Linked DNA regions of Mus musculus: all the other regions are linked to region 1. The links are chromatin loops, found by intact Hi-C in ENCODE. Cell type or tissue: gastrocnemius. All regions are shown on one strand.

Region 1 (8,000 bases):
GCCAGGAATTGGCTTGTAACACATGTGGTGACAGAATTACAGAGAACAATCTTCACTCAGAATAGTCTGCAGAAGGGAACCCTGTCCCAAACACTGCTTCTGCAATGGAATAAGCTTCCTTCCTCTGGCTCTGCACCAAGAGACTCACATCTATGTGACAAGAGTAGGACAGAGCGCTCATACAGGACCTTTCTAGTGAGGCAGTACAGACAATTAACACAGAAATCCACATACTGCAGAAATGAAGCAGGAAGTGGGAATGCCATGGTGATTTTTTTTTTTTTGAGTTTTTTTTTTGAGACAGGGTTTCTCTGTGTAGCTCTGTCTGCCCTGGAACTCACTTTGTAGACCAGGCTAGCCTCGAATTCAAGAAATCTGCCTGCCTCTGCCTCCCGAGTGCTGGGATTAAAGACGTGTGCCACCACGCCCGGCCATGGTGATCTTAAAGCAGATAGGCTTGTAAGGCTGACCACGGGCACTAAGCAGTTGCCTGAATGAAGGCAGAGGGCCCTAGATATCTGAAGGAAAAGGACCACACTGCAAAAAAAAAAAAAAAAAAAAAAAAAAAAAAAGTGTGGAGGTATGGCTAGCCAGAGTGGGTGGGGTCTACTCACAGAAAAGAATTGTCTGGCTGGGCAAAGTCTTCAAAGGCAGGGCTCTTTGAGGGAGCCAAGTCTAGTGTCTGGCCAGAATAGGTGGGACTTTGCTCAGAGGGGTAGGATCCGGCCCATGAATGAACAAGTCCTGGCCAAGAAGGAGTGAGGCTTTCAAAAAGGGGCAGAGCCTACCCCCAGCTTCTAGCCATCCTGAAGGCAGCCTCCTCAGAGCTCTGGCCAGTCTTTTAAATGACAAAACCTAGGCAGAGAGAAGGCAGACTTAATCAGAGGCAAGATCCCCACAGTACTTTGCCATAGGAGAAGTGAAAGTCAGGATGGTGGCTCACGCCTATAATCCCAGCACTGGGAGGCAGAAGCAGGAGGTTCGAGTACGTTCTTAACTACATATTTAGCCTAGGCTGCATACATATCCTAGGCTTTAAACGTTCACAGGATTAAGTAAGGAGGGTAACTAGTCCCAGATACCCAGGAAGCTGAAGCAGATCGCAATTCAAGGCCTCTCTGGGTTACAGTGTGAGTCCAAGGCCACACTGAAAAACTTAGTAACACTCTGTCTAAAAATAAAGGTAAAAAAGAGAACTGAAGCCAGAGCTCAGAGGGAGAGCGTGTGCTTGGGAATGATCAAGGCCCAGTATGCCCGATGAGTGGACAAACTGAGTGTGAAGCTGTGAGTATAGGAGGAATATGGATAGGTTTCCTCCCATGCCCAAAACCACCTGGCAAGCAGCCCCTTCCCCAGAACAGCTAAAACAAAACAACAAACATGACTCTGAAATGACCCATATACACCAAAAAAGCCTGCTTGGGAACTCTGTCAGAGCAGGGAATTCGAGGGGTCAAAGAATGAAGCTGACGGGCAGGGCCTAGAAGCACACAAAATCAGGCCAGCAGGCTTGAAAGCACTTGTCTATATGGCCAGGAGGGACAATGGAGAAGCTGTCCTACCACAGTATGAAGGCAGGCCTCACCCAGACACCAAGAAAGACTGGCCAGAGCTCTGAGGAGGCTGCCTTCAGGATGGCTTGAAGCTGGGGGTAGGGTCAGCTCTCAGAGAACACTGAACATCTGAGGGGTTCCCAGCCTCCGACTGGTACCAGTCCTAGGCTGGGGATGGCAAAAGAGCTACCCAGTTTGTAGCAGGGTGAGTGAGGCTAACAGAGCTTATACTGGGAAGACGCTCTGAGTACTTCCTTAAAAACCACCTGTGGGAATGAGCACCCACCCATACCAGCAGACGCTCACCACAGGCAGGACAAGAGGACCTTCACGGAGTAAGCCAAGGCCATACAAGCAGACAAGGCTTGTCACTTACAATCACTTATGCCAGTGATCCAAAATAAGTGGTCACTCAGTTTCTTACCTATGAGCACTGACAGTGTAATAAGCATATACCACAGAGCCACCACAGTGAACTGCCACAAGCCAAAGAACTCTGTACTGGAAGTAGGTAACTCTCCCCAGGAGACTCACGTGAAAGCCTAGGAGGCTGGGAGGCCTTAGTCTGCATGAAATCACAGTGAAAATTCACCTCGTCCTTATTACCCAGCCCCCAGCAAGCCCGAACCCAGAACTGACCAAATTAATCCTTTACCTAAGAAGGCTCGATTTCCAGGGCAAGGCCAAGGTTTGTTGAAAAGATTTTTAAATTTTATTTTATTGTTTATTTATTTTTACATAATTCATTCATTTTATTTATTTTTGGTTTTTTAAGACAGGGTTTCTCTGTACAGCCCTGGCTGTCCTAAAACTGACTCTGTAGAAGAGACTGACCTTAAACTCAGAGATCTACTCACCTGCCTCTACCTCTAGAGTGCTAGGACTAAAGGCATGTACTACCACACCCTGCCGATTCATTTTATTTTTAACAGTTTGTGTGTGTGTGTGGTGCCCACATGCACTTGAGTATGGGTGTCCATGGAAACTGGGGGTGTCAAGACTTCCCTAGAACAGGAGTTATTGGCAGTTGTGAGCCACCTGAGTTGGGTGCTGGGAATCAAACTGGAGTACTCTAGAAAAGCAGTATATCCTCTTAACTGCTAAACCATTGTCCCAGCCTTGTTGCTAGAAACATTTTATTTTAAATGATCTCTGTATGTATGTCCATATGTGCATATGTGTACATGCATGTGCATATGCATGGAGTCCAGAAGAGGGTGACAGATCCCCTGGAGACCAAGTTATAAGCAATTGTAAGTGCCAGGCAGTGGTGGCACACGCCTTTAATCCCAACACTTGGGATGCAGAGGCAGGCGGATTTCTGAGTTCGAGGCCAGCCTGGTTAACAGAGTGAGTTCCAGGACAGCCAGGGCTACACAGAGAAACCCTGTCTCAAAAACCAAAAAAAAAGCAGTTATGAACTGACCTTGATCAAGTCCTGCAAAAGCAGTAATGTTTTTACCTAAGCCCCAAGACCAAACTTTTAACATAGGTATAGGAAGAAAAGGGCAGGCAATGGCCACATATCCACCGTGGGCAGATAAAAGAGAAGTGTCATCCTATCTAAACCTACCTCGGAGAGGTGATGACACAACCTCTCTTCCCACAAAGGCTCTTTCTTTACAGTACACAGCTGAGGCTTCCAAGAGGCTGCTGGTTAGAAGCCCATGACTGACTGTTACTAAGCTGCTACCTAAGCTAGAGCAGCAGGTGCTATATCAGATTAAACCACTCATGCACACAGCTCAGAGCCAAGCCACATACTAGGCCTAGGCCATGCCTTATGTTAGTAAGCCTGGGAGCTCCCTCCAAGCCTCCCAGGTCCCATGTCCCCACACCGACCAGGGGAAGAGCATCACATGCTAACTACCAATTGCCACACCCCTAAAGCATCAACGCCTCTCCCCAGATGCCTTTTCTAACAGTTGTCCGTTGAGGCAGACCAAGCAGGTCTCAGCAGCAGACGGAGCACACATGCCTCCTTGACCGCCTCAGGGCTCTCTAGGGGGCTCATCCCACCCCATAGCCAAAGGCTGACCAGAAGAGAGACACTACATCAGACAGGAACCTTCCTGATACTCTCAGTCCCCAGGCCTGAGCAGCCCCATGGCTGCTGAACAATGCAGTTTTGAATTCAATTAAAGCGATTATCTGTTGTGCCAAATAAATTGTGTACAGCATATATCCTGCGGCACTTTACACCTCCAGGCTCATTATTCCCTAACTGTTTCCTCCTGTTTATGCGCTCTCAAATTAAATTGCTGATAATACGCGCCAAAATAAAAAATGAGCGCACCTTGTCCCAAGAAAATTGATTCTCCTTCTCCTGAACTGGCGATTGCCAGGTTTTATATACTCGGTTCCTGGTGATCATTAGTAATTCAATTTTCTTTTTATTAGCCCCCTTATCTGCTGAGCAATATAGTGGCAGCGCTGACCTCTTTCGCACGGGTAAATGTTTAAAATCTTTTCCCTGATTAATTTTGCCAGTTAAGAAAAAGAGGAGAAATGGCCCGGCTCTTAGCCATCACAATGAATAAAGCTTAATGTTGATTGTGATGGAATTTCTAATGCCAGGGAAATTGATTGAACGCGGCAATTACGCTGCAAGAGTAACTCGAGGGAGATGGGATCGCTTTCTTCTGGCCGTAGCCTTTTGGTTATTTAAAACAATCCAATTTGCAAGGATAATTATGTATTAGTGTTTTATCTGCCACTTGAAATGAACAGGGGAGTTTCGATACTGGCCCAGCATTAGCAGGTTATTGCTGCAAATTACTTGATATCTGCTTTCTTTCACATAAAGAGGAAATTAGGCAATCAATTACCAGAAAAGGGTGGATGGAGGGATAAGAGGGGCAAGGGCGCCCTCTACTGGCTGCTAGGCCACACAGTAGGGCTGAGTAGGGACCTGGAGAAGGGGCTGGCCAGGGTTAGCTAGGCTAACCCAATTCCTTGGCACACAAAGTGTGGATATCAGGGTACTGGCACCATGAAAATTCTGGAACTAGGGCTAAGTGTTTTCCTGGAGGCAAGCAGAAAGATTGGCCTCTAAGCACTAGCTAAAGGGGCAGCCCCTATCTACTGACCCCACGTACTGGGAGACGCTAACAGCCACAGAAGCTTGGGGGGCTGCACTGCTTGGAGATAGAAAAGCTCCAATCAGCAATATGGCAAAACTCCAGCCCAGGGAATCAAACAGACTGGCCGGAGCTTTGAACATCATTCAGGCTGGGATACTTAGACAAGCAAGGAAAGAGGCAGACAGTAAGCCTTGCAAGGGGGAAAGCACAAGCTGGTCCCTAGAGCAAGCCAAATCCATCCAGGCTCCAGTCCAGAGGAATTACCACTGTCACTCCCATCTCCTCCTGCCTCCTGTACACAGCCCACCATGTGATCTCTGCCTCTCTAGAGTAGCCGAGAGTAGTGGCCTCTGGAACCGCTACCTGAGTAGACAGGCTCAGCATCTCCTGTTTTCACAACTCACTTGCTACTTAGATGAGGATACCCCCTTGAGCTCACACACAAGGCCTTGCATGCCAGCCATCCTGACTCACTGTCTACTCCAGCCTGCTAGCCCAACCTTGTCACCTGATATTCCCGAGAGCAGCAACACAAGCTGTCTCCTGGCTCCCTCTTCTATCCTTCCCTGAAATTACAGAACCTATTCCCTCCCTTTGGCATAAAAGAGCTTCCCCCATTACCTAGTGCCCTTTGCACTGGGGTAACCCCCTTCTCTGATCCTGTATAGCACACAGCTATATGATCTTCCTCCTGCTCTGTGGTCCACAGTGCCTTCACCTGCACAGCTGAGCGAGCGCCATTTCCTCTCCTAACTCAAGTCTGCTGAGGAAGACTCCTAATGCCTGCCTAGTGTTGACACTCTCCCCGGAGCCCATAACTATATGCTTCTGCTTTCTTGTTCACCACCCAAAGCCAACTGTCCCGGCTGTTGACAAGGGCTCAGGCAGCCACTCGTCTCCACTAGAATGTGGCTCAGTGTCCCCAGGAACTAGAATGATTCTTGGCCCCAAGGTGCCCATCACATGCTTGGCGGGTCAGCAGGTGAATTGTGGATAGAGAGACTCCCCAGAGCCCTTCCTGCAACAGAAATACCAGGGCACAATGCAGTCATCACATCTGTCTATTACTAGAAGCTATCCATCCTTCCACCTGTAGTGGAGGTGCCACCAACAGTTTCAATAGCCCCCTAACACATCCAAGGCACCACAGGTAGACACACTGAACTCAGGACCCCTCACCCTTCACTCTTCCCTGGCCACCTGTGGGGCTTGGGAACATTGTAACAGCCACTACCAGCAGGAGACAATCTTTGCTGTTCCCAGTTGTCCCAGTCCATAGACTCTACCCCACAGACATAAGCAAGTGATGCTATTCTAGAGAATTCCAGTAAGGAGCCCACAGCCCTTCCTCACACTCTGCCAGGCAACACTAGCAGACTTTCCATCTTCTCCACCCAAAGCTGTAAGCCTCTTAACCCATCCTTCTCAACTGGCCAAGGGGAACCCAGCCATGTCCAAGCCACCCTTCTCTCTAGCCTTTCACTTGGGTTCTATACCCCTCCCCCCTTAACATGGTTCCTATCATCCCAGCAGAGTGCAGCCCAGCCTCAGCCAGTGCCTAAGCTTTCCTCCTTGTCATACCTTCCTTGGTGGAGAGGTGGGTCCGGCTGGACGGCAGGCAGCAGAGCCGGTGCCTGTTGACCTGCATCAGACCCTTGTGGGGAGTCTTCCTTAGAACCGGGCTATTCTTCCCCCGGAGGGCCTGTCTCCGTCGCTGGGTAAGATGGTTTTTGCTGGTGGTGGCAGTTGTAGGGCTGTTCTTCTTGTCCCCAGGAATGCTATGAAGATAAAACACAAAAAAAAAAACTACCAACAGGCTCACTGACAAAGGCCCAAGCACCTTCATCAACTGGAGACAGCACAGGTTGCAATGTCCTCCAAGTAGAGCAGAGCAGAGTGGATTCAGACCCTGTCCCTGTCCCTGCCCTGCCCCATGCACCCTGCACCCTGCTCACTGCCCACTGCCCCTGCCCCAGCCCTTCTCCAAGCCAGATGGAATTTTAGTACAGATTTTAGTACGAGACTACAGGAAAAGGTGATGGAGAAGGACCGCATTCCTGAAAACGAGCTGCCATCAGGCTTGCATGCCATCTCCCAAGCACATCTTCAAGGATGCTACAATACTCCACCTCTGAAAGCCGCACAATAGAGGAAGGCACCGGTATGACAAGAAGAAATCTATTCTCTAGGCATGGTGAGCATGGCACCCAGGCTCAGATAACTAGAGACAGCACAGAGCCAGAAGAAGTGAGCATACAGAGAGCCAAAGACCAAATTAAGACAGCAGGAAGAACCTCCTTAGGGGGGTTTATGACAAGGACAGTAAATGTCTTTTGGAAGAACACTGTCTTATGGCATAGGCAGGCCCCCTGCCTGGTAAGCAAACAATACCTTTGCCATCAGTGGCTGATGTGAAGTTTCTGACCCCGTGACCATATACCCTAGGCTAGGATGCCATCTCAGAGTATCCTGAAAGGACGCAAGGGTCAGGACCTCAGTGATATGTGCTCATAAGCCAGCAGCTTGGCCTGGTCACTTGGCCACCAGCAAAGAGCCAGCTGGGATGTAAATGCAATCTGTTCCCTCTGGAGCACTGGACACCTAACACCTCAGCTCACTTGGAAGATGGCAACAGAGCACAAGGCAGGAAAAGCCTGGGACTGCCATGCTGCCGTCCCTTTCAGTCACCCCATGTGGCACAAATGGTACATCCTTCTATCTGGACAGGGCCAGAGTGCCCCACAAAGCCTGACTTCCTAGAACCTAGAGCCCTCAAGTAAAAACAGAGCAGGGGAAGTCCAGGCATACCTGGCGGAGCCCAGCACCCTAGTCCACCACCCACAGCTCAGACATATAACCCACTGCTCCGGCCAGGACAGCCACTCGGCATTCACCTAATGCTACACACTGGACAGACCCACGTGCTGCTCCCAAGCACCTAACCTGGCAAGGCACCATATGTTGTTGAACCCTGCCCACCTAGAAGGGAAACTACCCAAACCTAGTTTCTCATCAAGAGAAGAAAAGATGGGTCTGTCGGCATTACCAGTGCCAGAGCTCTTGCCTCCTCAACCTTACTGGGGCCCCAGGTAAGCGCCTGAATCATTCGGCCTTTACCTGACACATCTCTATATGACAACAGTACTTCTAGCCTCACTCCATGAAGCATAACCCAAAATCACACTCAAAGCTCTCGGCTTAGGTCACACATGAGTGGTGCTGAATAAACCCAACGGGGGCCTTCTTTTTCCCCAACCTGGAAACCAGGAAGGGAGTGAAAGCTAAAGTCCAAATTCTCTAATGTAGGAACCAAAAGCGCTTCATGAGCCCTGCCCCACCCACCTAGACCGGACACTGTAAGACA
Region 2 (8,000 bases), 110 kb before region 1:
AGCAGGGGCTACATCCCACAGTGCCACCATGAAGTGCCCTTCCCACAGGTGGACTGTCCCCCTATGCCCAGCCTGCTTATTCCCTTGTAAGTGGCTCTCTGAGCAACAATGGCATGTCCCCCTGTCTCCCTAGCCCTGCTCTGCCCACAAGACTCCTAAGTCAGGCCTGGGATGGTTCCCCTCCATTGAACTACACAGAGCATTCGCAGAAGTCTCTCGGACAGTCCCTGGCTTCTTATTCCTCTGTTATTCCTCCTTTTAGCAGTGAATGGGGCCCAGGGCTCACACTTGCTGCCTGGGCCCAGCAACCTCCATCATCACCTCTCCAACTTCCAGGGCCCTCGGTTGGGCAGCCAAGCCCCACCCAAGCTCAGGAAATATAGTCAGACAACTACCCCAGATCCTGCCCAGACAGGCTGGAACTGGACCTCCACAGCCTATTAGAAAATACTCCAAAGTTCCCTCTCAGCCATTTTCAGCAAAGGTCTGTGACGCTCAGCATGGTGCTGCTAAGGCCATATCCACTGTTGCCTCCAGCTTCCCAGTTTCCCATGCTGGTCCTCTGACGCACGGATGGCATCTCCCTAGCTGGACAGCCCCTTCTCCTACATCTCCTCTAGGGCCTCCTGACAGTGGGACCCCCAGAATATTCCCCAGGGTAGTTCTCAACAGCGTGTATCCCTGAGACTCTGGGGATAAGTGTCTCACAAACAGCAGGGCAGAGGAGCCCTCATCTAGGAGGATAGGAGCTAAGACAGGCCAAAGTGAAGCTGGAGACCAGAGGTAAGGCTCCGGAGGAAGCTCGGGGGAGGTGAGAGAGAGAGAGAGAGAGAGAGAGAGAGAGAGCAGAAGCGCTGTGTCCAGCATAGATTGATGTCTCTGGCGGCCGGCAGCCCAGAATGTTTTTAATGGTCCCTAAAGCCCTGGGTCAGCCAGCGCTGAGCTCAGCACTTGCTTTGGCCAGTCAGTAGGGCGTGAGCCACTGGAAGCCCACCTCAGGCCCCAGCCCCCACCCGATTGTCTCTGTCCATGCAGGGGATCCAGGAAACGCCCCCCCAAGAACCACAGAAATGGACCCAGACCTCTCCTGGGCTTCCTGAGATTCACGTAATGATTCCTGAGTTTGGGGCTGGGAATCTCCCATCCTTGGAGCCTTTCTGGGGCAGGCATGGAGAGGTAGCGTCCACTGAATCCCACCCCATTTGTCACAGGCCCATTAGGTGCTGACAGCTACTTCCCATCTGCCCAGTCAGGGCAGGCCAGCCTCCCTTCACCCCCCAGCAAGCCCCCCTCCTCCCCAGTGCCCATCCATCATGGGTTCTCCACCTTGCTCTGTGCTGGGAGCTTCTGAGGCAGCTTTCCCACTGGGGAAGTCAGGGCCTGGAGGGAGTTGGTTCTTTATTCTGAAGCAGGGACAGTAGCTTGCAGGCTTACAGCACGTACCACCAACCTGACCTGGAGGGAGACCATAACCTATGGGCAACTGCCTGTGTCACCAGTGGCCTTTTTAATGAGTGGGCCTCCCACTGGACCTCACAGCCCATCCAGGGAGCTCTGGGCCTCCGTTTTCCTAAGGCTTAGACACAGGACACGGGAGGAAAGCTGAGTACAGCTGGTTGCCGGTGCCGGAAGAGAAAACAGCAGGCCACACTGCAGAGAGCAGAGCAGTGCTCTGGGCTACGGCCTGTGCCACTCCAAATAAGCAGCACCTTTAGTTACTTTCCTGTTGCTGTGATAAAACACCACATCCAAGGCAACATAAGAAAGACAGTTAATGTGCTGGGCGGTGGTGGCACACGCCTTTAATCCCAGCCCTGGGAAGGCAGAGGCAGGCAAATCTCTGTGAGTTCAGAGCCAGAGTTCTGGTCTACAGAGTGAGTTCCAGATCAGCTAAGGCTACACAAAGAAATCCTGCCGCAAACAAGCAAGCACTTCATCTGAGGCATATGGTTGCCGAGGGTTAGCTGCCCTGGCGGCATGAGCAGCTGAGGGTCGCACCTTGATCCATAAGTTGCAGGCAGAGAAAGAGATGATGGGAATGGTATGAGTCTTTTGAAACCTCAAAACCTGTCCCCAGTGACACACCTCCTCCAACAAGGCCACACCTCCTAATCCTTCCCAAACAGTCCCACCAACTGCGGACCAAGTGTTCAACTATAGGAGCCTTATGGAGGCCATTCTCATTCAAATCACCACAAGGTTTCTCCATGGAAAACACAGGGGCCATAGTTACCTGAGGGCACTGAGCATGCTAGGATTCTTCATGAATCTGAGTCCTACTTCAGAAAGGGGGGTGACCAGCACAGGTTGGATAGGTCTACTCTCCACACTAGGATCTTCAGAAAACATAGACACTCCAAGACATGTATTTATATAGCAGTGAACCCTTTGTCAGCTAAACATATCTCAAGTAACATGGGGGGGAAGAAGGAAGTAGGGAGATTCACCTAGGCTGGGGTGGTTCTGCCATTTCCCTTTGTGTTTCTGCCTTAGGAGAGCACACGCCTGCCTCAGAGCACACTCACTGAGGGAGAAAGGCGCATTTGCCTCCCCACAGGGGTGTGTGAAGGCTGAGAGACTCCCAGCGATGCTCCTGTCCTCCGACCTCCTTCCATATTTCAGTTTCCCACTTTCCCAGGCCCCCCCCCACAGCCTGGATTAATTTGGGAAGGACAATGTTTATATTAACCGTTCATTTATCGACGTCTGCTTGCTGGGTCAATGGCCAAATTTATTGTCTCACAAGATGGGCCGTATCGAGCCAAACAGCCTCCTCCCTCCCTCCGACAGCCTAGGGTGGAGAGACGTTGTCAATATGAAGTCCACTGACCTTGGGCCTACTAGTCTCTGCTGCGAACTGGGGAAGGAGTGAGTGGAGCTGGCAGCAGGATCAGCCCTGCATACACAGACCCACTGTGGAACCCTCAAAGCTCAGGTGTCACTGACCCAGGCAGAGCACAAGACAGAGAAGTTGGGTCAGAGAGTCAGTTGACCATGCACACACAAGGTGCCTGCCATGCCTAGTCCAGGCTACTAATAGGATGGAGGAGGCAGTCACCCAATGACAGGCTAGTTCAGAAGTCAGAGTGGATAAGCAGTGTGTCAGAAGAGGTTCCAGGGGCCCCAGCCCCTGCAGTACTGATGCCCAGAGCCCAGAGGCATCTGAGGGAGCCAAGGATTCTCCTCATCTTTTAGCTGTGCCAGCCTTTCTTCCAGGAGGATGAGGAGTTGAGGAGGGTGAACGAGGCCTCTGATCTCTGCCCCTGCATACGAGCCACAGAGTTCTGCCATATTAGAGAAGGGGTAGCGAGGCAGGGCTGAAATCCTTTCTGCTCTCTGCCAAAATCCCACCATGCTGCCTCCACAGCGCCCCCCAGGAGGACTCAACCCTGACCTATGGCCTCAACAGATGGCTCCAGACATTCCTCGGGTGAGAAGCTACGCTCTGATGAGGACAGGAGGACCAGAGCTGGTGTCAGCATTCTGCAGGCGACTCCAAGCTCAGGTCTGTGACCACCAGGCTCTCCTGCCCCTCCTCTCACCCGGTTATTTCATTTATTCAGTCAACAGTGGACATACTATGTACCAAGTTTTGAAGATAACTATCAGCCAGCAAAAGACTCCCCGACTTCTGGAACAGCCCAAGGCTAGGGTGCAGGCTGCAAAGCTGAGGTGCAGGCTGCAAGGCTGGGGTGCGGGCTGCAAGGCTGGGGTGAGGGCTGCAAGGCTGGGGTGCGGGCTGCAAGGCTGGGGTGCGGGCTGCAAGGCTGGGGTGCGGGCTGCAAGGCTGGGGTGCGGGCTGCAAGGCTGGGGTGCGGCTGCAAGGCTGGGGTGTGGGCTGCAAGGCTGGGGTGCGTGCTAGGTGGAGTGGTTTGGTCAGATGCAGAGGAGATTACAGATATGATGAAGTGTCTGCCTAGGGACCTGGACATGTGAAAGTCCTGAGGCAGGCACTGTGGGCAGCAGGGTAGTCTGGAACACATGGGAGACAAGCACAGAGCCAGCCAGGGGGACTGTGGGACTCTAGCACATACTAGTTAGAGAATGGGGGCAGGGAGAGTGTTCTGCGCAGGTTGGGAATGGTATGTTCTGGTGTCTTTTGTTTGCGGTGCTTCTTGTTTGTTTGTTTGTTTGTTTGTTTGTCACCTTTTATCTCTGAATGGCCTAAAACTAGCTAGAGACCAGGCTGGCCTTGAACTCACAAAGAACCACATGCCTTGGCCCCCAAGAATTGTGATTAAAGTATGCAGCACTGCCCCATTCTGGGGTCTTATGAAGGTGTCTTGTGTAGGGTGTGACTGGAGATGGTCAGAGACCAGAGGTCACACAGGGTGGACTTGTGCTGTGCCTCCTACAGGTTGGTTGCCTACTCCCTCACTCTGCCCAAAGCTTTCTAGGCTGTGTTTCACCACACAACCACTAGGAGGCGCACAGAGCCCAGATAGGTAACAGCTCTATGGAGGCCAGGGGCTAGTCAAAGGGCTCATTTGTTCACAAGCCTCTCGTCGATAGCTTGGGACGGCAGCAATGTTGATTGAGATGCCACACTTGAGTTAGAATCTCCACGAATGGTGATGAGCATTGATCAGCTCATCAGGGAACTGGCCCTGGCAATAGAGAGGGGAGGGGAGACTTAAGAAGGAGAAAGGGGAAGGGAGGAGGAGAGCAGAGGGGAGGGGGATGCAAATCGGGACAGACGGGAGGGGGCGGGCACGAACACAGCTCCACCCCCAGCCCCTTCAAGGTCTTATTTAAGCCCTGCCTCTCTACCTGTGACCCCGGGGACAGGAAGATCCCCACGTCTGTGTTCCCTTCAACAGAGGCGGGAGCCATGCCAGACCCAAATGCCTCTTCGCAGTTTCTTCTTATACACATAATTAATCGCGTTATTTCCTTGAGCTGTCTTAGATTGTAGACAAATGATTGAGGATTTCCACGTCCCCTTGGAGGGGGTTGTTTGTGTGTGCACGCCCTGTCAGCCGCAGCTTGCATTGCAGTGATAGAATGGTTCTAGCTTTCAGTCCTGTGGTGACTGGTCACAATCCCAAAGCCACACCCACCTACCTTAGACTTGGCCCCTGTCTGTGACTCTGCGGGACGGGGACCAGGCAGCACTGCTATCTCCAACCTTTCCTGCCAGCAAAGTTAATCTGCTGCTCTTGTCTTTTGCGTAAGGAGTCTGTCAGTACTGGGTCATTTTCTGTTGTTTGAACGGACTGTGGTTCATTCATGCATCACTTGCTGAAGAGCACCTTGGCTGCTTCACCACAGAAAAAGCTGCTGGAAACACTGTGTGGCTTTGATGGGGAATGTGGTTTTGGTTTTTGTTCTTGTTTAACAGGCTGGCAAAAGCCACGGTGCACCACCATCCCTGAGGCCTGCACCTCCCTTGGTGGGAAGCCACCTGTCCTTCCGTAGAGGCTCTGAGCTGCAAGAGAACAGTGTGTTGCTTCCTGATGGGCTCTGTACCCCCTGGGGGTACAGGATGGGGTACGCGCCACTGCAGAACACAAGCCTCCATCCCCTTACCCCTGTGGGCTCCTAGTCACCTCTGGCTCTAGTTACCAGACCAGTTGGTCACACTGGGTGTCTACATACCATCCAGCAAGTCATAGTTGAACCCCCTCCCCCTTCCTTCATTTCTATCTGTCTCTCTCTCATCCCCTCCCTCCCACTCTTTATGCCTGTATCCTCCCCTCCCCTCTCTTCCTCTTGAACACTTCCAGCCTTGGGTCCTGCTTATATGTGGACTGACCCCACACAACTGTGTCATCATGTCCTGTCTGAGCTTTCTCTCCTGTGTGCCTATCACCTGGATGGTGTAGCGACTCTCCTGTGGCTACTTCACTCAGCTCTCTGAGCTTGCGACGGCCTCTTCCTTGGTTCTCTCTCATTTCTCGGTACCCTGACCTCCAACATGTGCTTTGTGAGACTCAGAACACCTCAGAGGTCCCTATTCTGCAATCCTGAGTCTGGTATACGTGGGGGTGGGGGTGGATGAAAAGGGTTGCATGCCTGATGAGACACTTTACCTTTCTGACCCCTTTGTATCCGCCCCTACTCTACCCTGCTGGAACCTTCCGGTTTCTTCTCTGCTCTCAGCAGTGTGAGGTTTTATGGTTGTCTGGGTCTCTTTCTATCAGGCAGCAAAGCTTGGGTCCATTTATGGGAGTAGGGAGGGGCCTTCTTCTCTGTCTTTAGCATAGTCTGCTTGGTCCTGTCCAATCTTAGGTGCTTTGGGCGACAACTAAAGACCTTTGGTCTCACTGAAGGAAACTCCTACCTCTCCCTAAAAAACATCCCTCTGCAGAGTCCCGGCCTCAAGCTGTCTTCAACCACACCCAGCCCAGGCCACAACTACTGGGCCCTTCTTTAGCACACATCCTATGGAGAACCCAGCAGAGAAACCTGAGGTGGATGGTAATAGTGTTCCGGGCAGCAGAGGGGAAGCCTTTGAGAGACCCAAGGACAGCCTCTGGAGTTAAGTTCACCCTTAATATTGATTATGTGTTTCGCTCATAGTTTGGCAGAGTGGCCTGGAACCCAACCCAGTAGCCTTTGGCTTACCAAGGAGGTTAGGCTGGTTTGGGGTGTCTCCTAAGGCCCCTGGAAGTCCTGTGGGGTATCAGTGAAGAAGACATAGTGGGGGTACAGATAAGAAGTAACCAGAGGGGGTAACATGGGCGATGGCCACCCAGCTAGGGGTCTGCTCATCCCAGCTCTGGCCTCTGCCTGGCCTAATTCCACAGCAGGTGCCGTGTTCCCCTCTACAACATGCCCTGGGGGTTGATGGATAAACTGTCTGGCTCATTTCCTCACTGTGAGGAAATACACTGAGAGCCAGGCAGCGTTAGTGTTTCTATTTAATAAAGCACACGGGGCCATGTATAGTAGGACCAGGAGTAATGGCACTTTGAATCTCAGGACTCAGGAGGTGGCAGATTTCTGTGCGTTAAAGGCTAGCCTTGTCTATATGGCAAGTTGTGTGAGAGCCATGGCTACATAAAGAGACTGCATCTCAAAAAAAAAAAAAAAAATCATATAATCCCAAAGCCAGCCCAGGACATTGCCCTGCCTGGCTCTGCCTCCTGCTGTGGTGCTCCTGCCCCATGGTTCCCCGCTGGGCTCTTTACTCTGTCTGGGCTCCTTATAGGCAGGACTGTGTGAGAAGCCCTGTGGCAGCCCAGGGCAGCCTGATGCCTGCCCTGCAGTAGAGCCATGCCTAAGCTTCCAGGTTCTTCTGCAAACTGATCCAATGACTTTGTCCTCCCGGCACAAGGGCTTACAGTGACACGAGGACCTGTCCCCACAGTATCGCCCAGCTCACTGACATTGATGCCACTAGCTCCCCTGGCAAGGCTTGGTAAGATGGATGCCTCTGGGAGGAGCCCTACCCAGCCCCCAGCCCACTGCCTCTGTCCTTCTAGTGGAGATGCCTCCTGACTGCTTGGGCCAGAGTTTCACAGTGAGCCCTTTATGCTATGGGAGAGTGCTGTCTTCGTAGACTTTTGCCCAGCAGCCCCTGCCCTCTGTGTGGAGGGGGATGGGCAGAAGACAGAGGCTTCAGGGTCTCTACTCAAGCTCTGCTGGCCACAAAACTGGATCTGAGGTCCCTTACTCTCTTTCCTGGGGTCTAGCCATGAAGCCCATTGTCCTTCCTCCTTGGAACTTCAAGGACTGCAGACAATTGTTCAGCTAGCTCCAACAATCATAGCCTAGCCTCCTTCGGCCCTAGAGTATGTGTGTGTGTGTGGGGGAGTGTCTGAAATGGTCCAGCTGTCCCATCTGATATTCCTCAGGGCTCCCCTGCATAAGGATTCACTGTTGGGCCAAACCCAGTCTTCAGGAAGCTTCTGCCTGGGTTATATAGAGCTCGCTCTGCACTGTGCCAGCTACCTGGGCCCTCAGCTTGTTGTAGACCAAAGCACTTCTGCAGGATATCTAGTGAGGGCCTTCTGGCACCAGACTCATCGGAGAAGGGATTGTTTCTCTTGTTTCTT
Region 3 (8,000 bases), 120 kb before region 1:
TCAGTCCCTCCAGGAGCCCCGGGCTGCTCTTCCACTGGTAGGGGCTAGCAACAGAGGCGGAGGCCCAGGGAAGGGAGGCCAGGTCGTTATGGGAACTGTACCCATCCTGACACCATGCCGCAGGTACGACTCGCTCACGGGGGTCCCGGCACAGCAGCGGGCTCTGGCCTTCGAGAAGGGCAGTGTACTGTTTAACATTGGGGCACTCCACACGCAGATTGGAGCACGGCAGGATTGCTCCTGCACCGAGGGCACCAACCACGCTGCTGAGGCTTTCCAGAGGGCTGCTGGTGAGAGCTGTAGACCATAAATAAGAAGGGTGTGGCGCCCAGCTCTGTGGCAGGAAGTAGTGTTGGTGGACATGGTCTCCCTGTGTGACGTTCTGAAGGTCGTCCTGGTGGGCATGGGGAATCCCTGCCCGCATGAGCACTGTATCCATCCTCAGGGGCCTTCAGACTCCTGAGGGAGAACTTCTCCCACGCGCCAAGCCCAGACATGAGTGCTGCCTCTCTCTCCATGCTGGAGCAGCTCATGATTGCCCAGGCACAGGAATGCATCTTCAAGGGCCTTTTACTGCCAGCCTCTGCCACACCTGACATCTGTCCAGATCAACTGCAGCTGGCCCAGGAAGCTGCCCAGGTGAGGGCAAGGAGCCCTGCCCAGAAGCCCGACTTGGTGGCCACTCAAAGAGTGAGAGCAGAGCTCAGGAGGACAGGGACAGAGTTGGGATGGAGCCAGGTCAGGGAAGGATGGGCACCTGCATCTAGTGCTCTGTGTCATTCGCTAAAGCCAGTTGCTGTCCCAGCTTTTCTTGAGGTCCTGAGAATAGGAACAGAGCCCCCAGATGCCCAGGTCTGGCTCAGCTTGGAGTCTAGGGAGAGGCTGCTGGAACTTGGGGCAGAGTAGATGGAGATTAAGCCCAGGGTGCAGAGGCAGTGGCCTTGTCTCTTGAGCTCCAATGGGCTGAGGGAAAGACAGAGTTTCCATTTGTACCTTCATGCCTGCTGGCAGGTGGCAACTGAATATGGGCTTGTGCACCGGGCCATGGCCCAGCCACCTGTCCGAGACTACCTGCCTGCCTCCTGGACTAACCTGGCGCACGTCAAGGCTGAGCACTTCTGCGCCCTGGCCCACTATCATGCAGCCATGGCCCTCTGCGAAAGCCACCGTGAGTGTGTCCCTCCTCATGCCTGTGTGGACCCACAGAGGCTCCCTACTCAGGCTCATGGACTCTCTGACCCCTAGCAGCAGCCAAGGGTGAACTCGCAAGGCAGGAGCACGTCTTCCAGCCCTCCACTCCCCATGAGCCCCTGGGCCCCACACTGCCGCAGCACCCAGAAGACCGCAGGAAGCTTGGTGAGACATCCCAGGCAGGGCCCTGGGCTAACCACGGTGTGGCCCCGACAGCCACTCAGCAGCTGACATCCCTGGGTTGGTGGGAACTGCTGAGACGAGGGTTGTTAAACTGGGCAGCTGGGGACAGCTCTTTCTTCCCTTGCTGATCTGTTGGGCCTGGCAGGACTTTCCCAATCTGGTCAACACCATCCAACCCTGTGGCTCATTCCACTTCCTAATGCATCCTGAGACAGAGGGTCTGGAACCCCGCCTGGAAGGGGCCAGCTTGTATGCATGATGCATGGTGCGTGCGTGCGTGCGTGCGTGCGTGCGTGCGTGCGTGCGTGCGTGCGTGTGACAGTGCCATGCCTGTGCACAGCCAAGGCCCACCTGAAGCGTGCCATCCTGGGCCAGGAGGAGGCGCTGCGGCTTCACACCTTGTGCAGAGTCCTGCGCAAGGTGGACCTGCTGCAGGTTGTGGTGACTCAGGCACTGCGGCGCTCCCTGGCCAAGTACTCACAGCTCGAGCGCGAGGATGACTTCTTCGAGGCTACGGAGGCCCCAGACATCCAACGTGAGCATCTAGGGCCCTTCGGGATGAGTCTGCCAGTCAGAGGGCCAAGCTGAGCCCCCGCAGCTACAGCTGAGAGGCAGTCAGCAAGCCGGGTGTGGTAGCACGTGTCTATAGATCCCAGCCTAGCACTAGGGACCCTGAATCAGGAGGACAGAGTTGAAGGTCAGCCTCACACAGTGAGCAAAGCCCTCTTTGGGTGGGTGGGAGGCAGGCTGTGTTGAGAAGTGGAGACTGTGAGGATATCAGCCCAGCATCCCCTGCCACTTCCTTCCCCACTTGACTCTTGCCTTGCAAGAGGGGACAGAGGCACAGTGCCAGCTGGGGCTTCCAAGTACATTCCTGGGAACCTCTACGTATATTCAGGGAAATAGTGTAGCCCCAGCTGTGAGTAGGGACAGCTAGGCTTTGAGGACCCAGGACGGTCCCATGTGCCCCCTCGGGCCACACACTCCTCTGAGCTGAGCCAAATCCCACCGGTGGAACGCTGGTTCTGGGAGGGCCAAGGGCCTGGGGTTCAGCTCCAATCCTCCTTTCCCTCCTACCTGGTCAGCCAAGACTCACCAGACCCCAGAGGTGAGGATGCCTAGCCTGTCGCAGGTGAAGGTGACTGACTTCTTCCATCGGCTGGTGAGCAGGCCAGTTCCCCAACCTGTCCTCCTCCCTTCGGCCCCACCCCTGTTCCTGCTCCAGGGTGTGTGGGCTAAGATGGGGGTCAGTGGCTCTGTGACTGCCACCCAGCCAGCCCTCCACCACTTGTCTCCTCCCAGGGACCCTTGTCTGTGTTTTCAACCAAGAACCGATGGCAGTTGGTAGGGCCGGTGCACATGACTCGAGGAGAGGGAAGCTTCGGGTTCACGCTGCGCGGAGACTCTCCAGTCCTCATCGCTGCTGTCGTCCCTGGGGGTCAGGCTGAGGTAAAGGCCCTCTAGCCCGGGGTGCTGGAATCCTAGAGGACCGCTAGATACTGCCACCACCTCACCGATCCACATTCTCCGCAGTCCGCTGGCCTGAAGGAGGGCGACTACATCGTGTCCGTGAACGGGCAGCCGTGCAAGTGGTGGAAGCACCTGGAGGTGGTGACACAGCTGAGGAGCATGGGCGAGGAAGGCGTGAGCCTGCAGGTCGTGTCATTGCTGCCCAGCCCTGAGCCACGTGGCACAGTAAGCGCTTGGCCTAGGAAAAGCTCCCCAACCCTCAGTCCTACCCAGCCCTGGTTGTCCCCAACCCCACCCCCGGGTCCTCAAAGGGAAAGTAGCTAGGTAGCCTTTAGTAGGAGTGGCTTTCTGGGCAGTGGTCACCTCTGATGGTGCCTCCATAGCGTGGCTACTGTCCTACTCCAGATGAAGCGCCCAGACCACCTTGGTGGGGTTTTTGTCCCCAGAGTAGACCAGGCTATCCCAGAGGTCACATCTGTCCAGCATGGCCACCCCGGGTTTGGGTGGCAAGCAACAAACAAGGAGCCTCGCATGGCCACTTCAAATGCCCCTAACATGCCCCTAACACACCTATGGCTCCTAGAAGGCTCTAATATTTTCTCAGGGTGGCCACAGATAGGGCAGGCAGTGATGGCTGACAACATCCATCTCTGTCCTGGCTGCAGGGACCCCGACGGGCAGCACTGCTGTGGAACCAGAGAGAGTGTGGTTTTGAGACACCGATGCCCACACGTACCCGCCCCTGGCCCATCCTTGGCTGGAGCCGCAAGAATAAACAAGGCAAGACTGGAAGCCACCCTGACCCCTGCACCAACAGGAACTGTGTCACCTGCCCCTGAGCTGGACACCCCGTATCCCTGTGTGCTCAGGATGGCTGTGGGGGCCATACTCCTATGTACATCACCCTGGAATCAGCTCCAACTAGCCAGATGTGCCTAGCGGGGTCTGTCCTCTACTCTTGGGGACTATCAGGCTGCCCCCACCTTGCTTAGAGATGTCTATTAAAAATGCTGGTCAGATGAGGTGAGTCTGAGTCGGGTACTGAAGCTTCGGTCACTTTACCCCACCAGAGAGATGTCTCAGTGTAGTCCAGATGTAGTTTCCCTCTGCAGAGGGCAGCAGAGCTGGGGCTGTCCTCCAGCAGCAGGCCCCTTGGCCCCTGCCATGCCTCATCTACTCTGCGGATGCCTGGCTCTATCCTCACATCCAGTTGCTCTGGGCATGTACCCTGACGGCTCCACCCTGATTCTGCCTGGTTCCTAGTAGCCCTTCTGGTCACCAGCCTCCCTTGCTGGTTAGTCAGCTCTTCCGTGTGTAAGATCTCAGCAAAGACATTTTTATCTCCAGTCCCCTCATGCTTCCCCAGCTTCCAGACCATCCTGTTGCCCATTCTACCTGCTCCCACGCAGGTCCTGACAGGTTCCCCAGAAGGATGGGCTCAGGACCCGGACTCAGAGGGACAGGGTGGGGACACCATATGAAACGCAGTCCTGAGCTATGCATGGCTGAAGCCATGAAGATGCTCTCCCTCAAAGGCCCTGGAAGGTTCCGCATGGAAACAGAAAGGCTGTATGTATCTCCGTGGTAGAGAATGCAAGAAACCCTGGGCTCAGTCCCCGAACTAGAAAGAAAACAAAACAAATTAGATGGAGAACTTGCTCTCTGCAACCACCAGGGGGCGGCTGTCACCCATTCATGCAGCCCGAGGAGGCTGCAGCTCTTCCAACCCCCAGGATTCTGAGAACCTGAGGACGGCCCAGGAAAGAGAAGCAAGCGGCCATAGTCAGCAACCCACCCACGCCCTTTCAAGCCTCTGCCCAGGGGCTCCCAGGGGAGAGCACCCAAGTCCATGCTCCAGGTCTGCCTACACAGTCCAGGGCTCTGCCGCCCATCACCCTGGCCAGACATCCGCGTCCAGGGCCAGCCGGTGAGTGGAGTGAGTCCTGAAGACGCAGCTTTCTTCTGAAATAGGAGAGGCACCCACCCAGGGGATCCACTCACCTGCCCTCCCGGGACAATCTCCAGCTCAGCAGAATGGACAAGGCCGCTCAGGCTCCGCAACACTTGCAAATTTTATTAATAAAACTGTGTGTCAAGGAAGCCATTACATGATAATCAGGAATGACAGGGGGGCAGACCTTGTGGAGGACAGTAAGCGTGGGACACACACACAAGCACATCTTGGGTGATCTGTTGAGATGACGCCTGGAGCTGCCCCTCGCCTGCACAGTGAGTGGCTAGGCTACCAGGGCCTGTCTGTACCCTCTCCACTAATCTTTCCATGCCGCCTTCGCCTTCACTCCTGGGCCCTTGCTAACTGAGCTCTCTGCCTTAACTCTCAAGTACCTGGCTCAAAAGTTTCCCCATTTCAGGGACCTCTCTTAAGGCCCTTCCTGTGCTGTGGAGACTCCTCCCAGAAGGAGGACAGAGGTCCTTGACTCAGGCCCAGCTGTCAAGGTGAGAAAGCTCCCAAGACCAGGTAGAGTCTAGAATTCCATCTGGGCTAGGACTGAGTGACCAGGGAAGCCCTACCTAGCCCTCTGTGTGAACTTTTTAGACGAGAAAATGGGTGTATGTAACGCACACTGGCATGCTGGAGGGTATTGGCCCTGATCTTCACACACACTGCTACCCTAATGGACCAGCTGATGGGTACCCCACCGAGAATGTGAGCAATCCTGGTTCTGGCCCATTTACCCTGGCTTATCTCTTCCTACCATCCCACCCCACACAGTTCCCCAAACCTTCTGACCTAGCTGGCATCTTCTCAGCCTTTAGAGTCGATGTCCCCACCTTGGGCTGCTTTTGCTTGGCCACACCCCTGCTCAAAACTGCAGCCTCTGGCTTGTGGATCACAGGTGAACCCTGGGGTCATGAACAAGGATAGGGCCAACTGGCTAGTGAGGGCTCCGAGTACCTGCAGAGGACAAGTGACATATGTCACACATGTGCTGCCCAAGAGGGAAGAACAGGGACCGGCCTGTCTCCTCACAGCCAATGAGGAGCCAGGGTCCAGAACCATCAGGGAGATCACAAGGCTCGTAGAAGTGAGGTGCCTGTGCGCACTGGCCACACATACAACCCAAGTCAGCTCACACCACGGAGGGGTGCTTCATTTTCAGAGTGGCTCCCTGGGCAGGAGGCTGAGACGTGCGTATGCTGTGATTCCTTTCTGCTTTGCCAACAAAATCTGCCGAGAGGGGAAAAGGCAAACTCTGTTTTGCTTGAATCAGCAGTGAGAGGCCCGGAGATTAATGTGGGAGAGGGAGGCGCAGAAGAGAGAGTGGGGGTGGAGATGGAGTGAGGGCGGGGTGCACGTGGAGTGGGGGGCTGGTGATGGATAGTCAAATAGAGATGGCCAGGTGGAAGGACCCTGCTACCTGCCTCAACCTCAGGGGCCTCAGGGCTACCGTCTTCTAGGCCCCTCCTTTCACATGTGTGCTTTGGGTCTGAGGCCCAGCCCAGAGCCTCCGCCTACCACTCGCACCCCCCATGCCCATCAATATTTTATTTTGTTCATTGTTCCCACTGGCCAGGGATTTGTGAGTTCAGCTGCAGACATGGGAGAAAGCCGTGCACCAAAGCTCCCAGGCCGGGGAGGTGGGTCCCTGAACTCCTGTCATCCCTTAGTAAATTTAACACTACACGGTTGGGCTGTCCAAGGAAGAGGGGTGAAGATGCAAGCCAGACATGTGTCCTGCCTGATGGGGCACCTAAGTCAGGAGCCCACAGTAGGGGGTGGGGGGGTTCTGGCTGGGTACTGGCTCAAGTGGGGAGAGGCAACTGATATAGGACAGATGCAGGAGTGAGCTACTCAGAACTATAGCCCAGGCGGGGGAGAAAAAAGATGGCCAAGCCAGAACAAGGCACAGAGTTACAGCGGTTTAGTTGCCTGTGCCTCCGTTTCCCAAAATAAGAAAGAGGGTGAAGACCTGCGGCTGGCCTTGGAGGAGCTAGATCAGTCCAGATCACACTAGCCTGGCTAGAAAGCCTATCGGCTTTCGGAAAGCCACTGCCAGAGAACAGCCATCACACCGTGGCCTGCCACGGCTCTTTACCAAGAGCACAGAACCCACAACTCTGGTGGGCAGGGCAACAAAACTCTCTAGACAATGGGGGCCCAGGACCCTGGCTCCCTCGGGAGTAGAAATGTTCTTGGCCCTGTTCCAAGAGCAGAGGACACTAGACAGGCCCAGCAAGGGCTCTGCTCTGACTCAAGAAAAGATGCACTGTACCCGTATAGGCCACTGAGACTCCAGTCCCAGCTATGTATGTCCTGTGGCTCTTCCTTCAGCTCTGAGGAGATGAGTGGGCTGTGGCCACAACCCAGCCCCTCACCTGCAACCATTGTCCTCAGCATGCTGCTCTCATGTGTCAGGTAGGACAGGACCAAAGAGGCCCCAACCCTGGCCCTATCCACTCATGAGGCCCGAGTCCCATTCTCCCCTGCAGGCTGTGGAAGTGATCTCCCCACACACCTGCCCCGAGGCCCCAGAACTGTTCTGCAAGGCACACACCCCCTTCACTCTCCGCTTCTGTATCCCCAACTTCACAACCCTCACATTCCCCTCTCCCTCTCTTCTCTCCCCCTCTCTTCTCTCTCCTCCTCCCCACTCTTCTCTTTCCCCAACAGCTTTTCACCCCATCTCCATCCCCACCAACACGGGTCTCTGCTCTACCGCCCAACCTCCATCGTCCCATTCAACCACGGCTTATGTCAAAATCACTTCCGTGCCGCCATCACTGAAGTCCCCTGCCTCTGCCACAGTGCTAATTCATTTCTGTCAATCTAACACAGGTTAGAGTCACCCTGGGGGAAAGGGACCTTCAGAGGGTAGTCAGATGGGCCTGTGGGCAAGTCTGTGGGGCACTTTCTTCGTTGATGATTGGTGTGGGAGGGCCCAGCTCGCTGTGGGTGGTGCCATCCCTGAGCAGGTAGTCCTGGGAAGTATAAGAAAGCAAGCTGAGCAGGCCATGTAGAGCAAACCATGAAGCATTGGTCTTCCTCCCTGGCTCCTGTCTGCCTGACCTTACCCACTATCCCTGGCATCAACACCTTTGTGTATCACCATCTCTGATACTTAAGTGTCCAGTATGGGGCTAGGCAACCATGATGCTGTGACTCCGGGAAATGGGATAGCATTAGGGATGGCAGG

Evidence for each region. Hi-C counts contacts between places; a loop is a spot of excess contacts. Peaks named below come from ENCODE experiments on the same cell type or tissue, not always from the same donor. Only the 100,000 strongest peaks of a DNase experiment are listed, where the experiment ranks them.
Region 2: it touches region 1 in a loop (9-fold over the local background); 31 of 42 quality-filtered maps call a loop at or near these places.
Region 3: a loop joins it to region 1, with 7 times the contacts of the local background. A loop is called at or near these places in 31 of 42 quality-filtered maps.

What each region holds. Positions count from the first base shown.
Region 1 is chr15:75,831,250-75,839,249 of GRCm38, forward strand. Zc3h3 (zinc finger CCCH type containing 3) reads right to left here. Exons shown (of 12, transcript NM_172121.1): 3 at 6,218-6,414. Among named protein-coding and RNA genes, the nearest start is that of Zc3h3, 6.7 kb to the right of the region's middle. In gastrocnemius, a CTCF peak has its summit at 4,427 (motif pointing left); DNase peaks (open chromatin) are centred at 4,426 and 4,807; H3K27ac peaks cover 2,507 bases.
Region 2 is chr15:75,723,350-75,731,349 of GRCm38, forward strand. No RefSeq gene overlaps it. Among named protein-coding and RNA genes, the nearest start is that of Mafa, 21 kb to the right of the region's middle. In gastrocnemius, a CTCF peak has its summit at 4,410 (motif pointing right); DNase peaks (open chromatin) are centred at 4,423 and 4,714.
Region 3 is chr15:75,710,543-75,718,542 of GRCm38, forward strand. It overlaps Rhpn1 (rhophilin, Rho GTPase binding protein 1), which reads left to right. Exons shown (of 15, transcript NM_001163465.1): 6 at 1-37; 7 at 124-290; 8 at 446-639; 9 at 1,012-1,168; 10 at 1,249-1,356; 11 at 1,715-1,909; 12 at 2,460-2,536; 13 at 2,677-2,823; 14 at 2,908-3,069; 15 at 3,510-3,877. The coding sequence ends at 3,683. Among named protein-coding and RNA genes, the nearest start is that of Rhpn1, 10 kb to the left of the region's middle. In gastrocnemius, CTCF peaks have their summits at 1,736 (motif pointing right) and 4,512 (motif pointing right); a DNase peak (open chromatin) is centred at 4,558.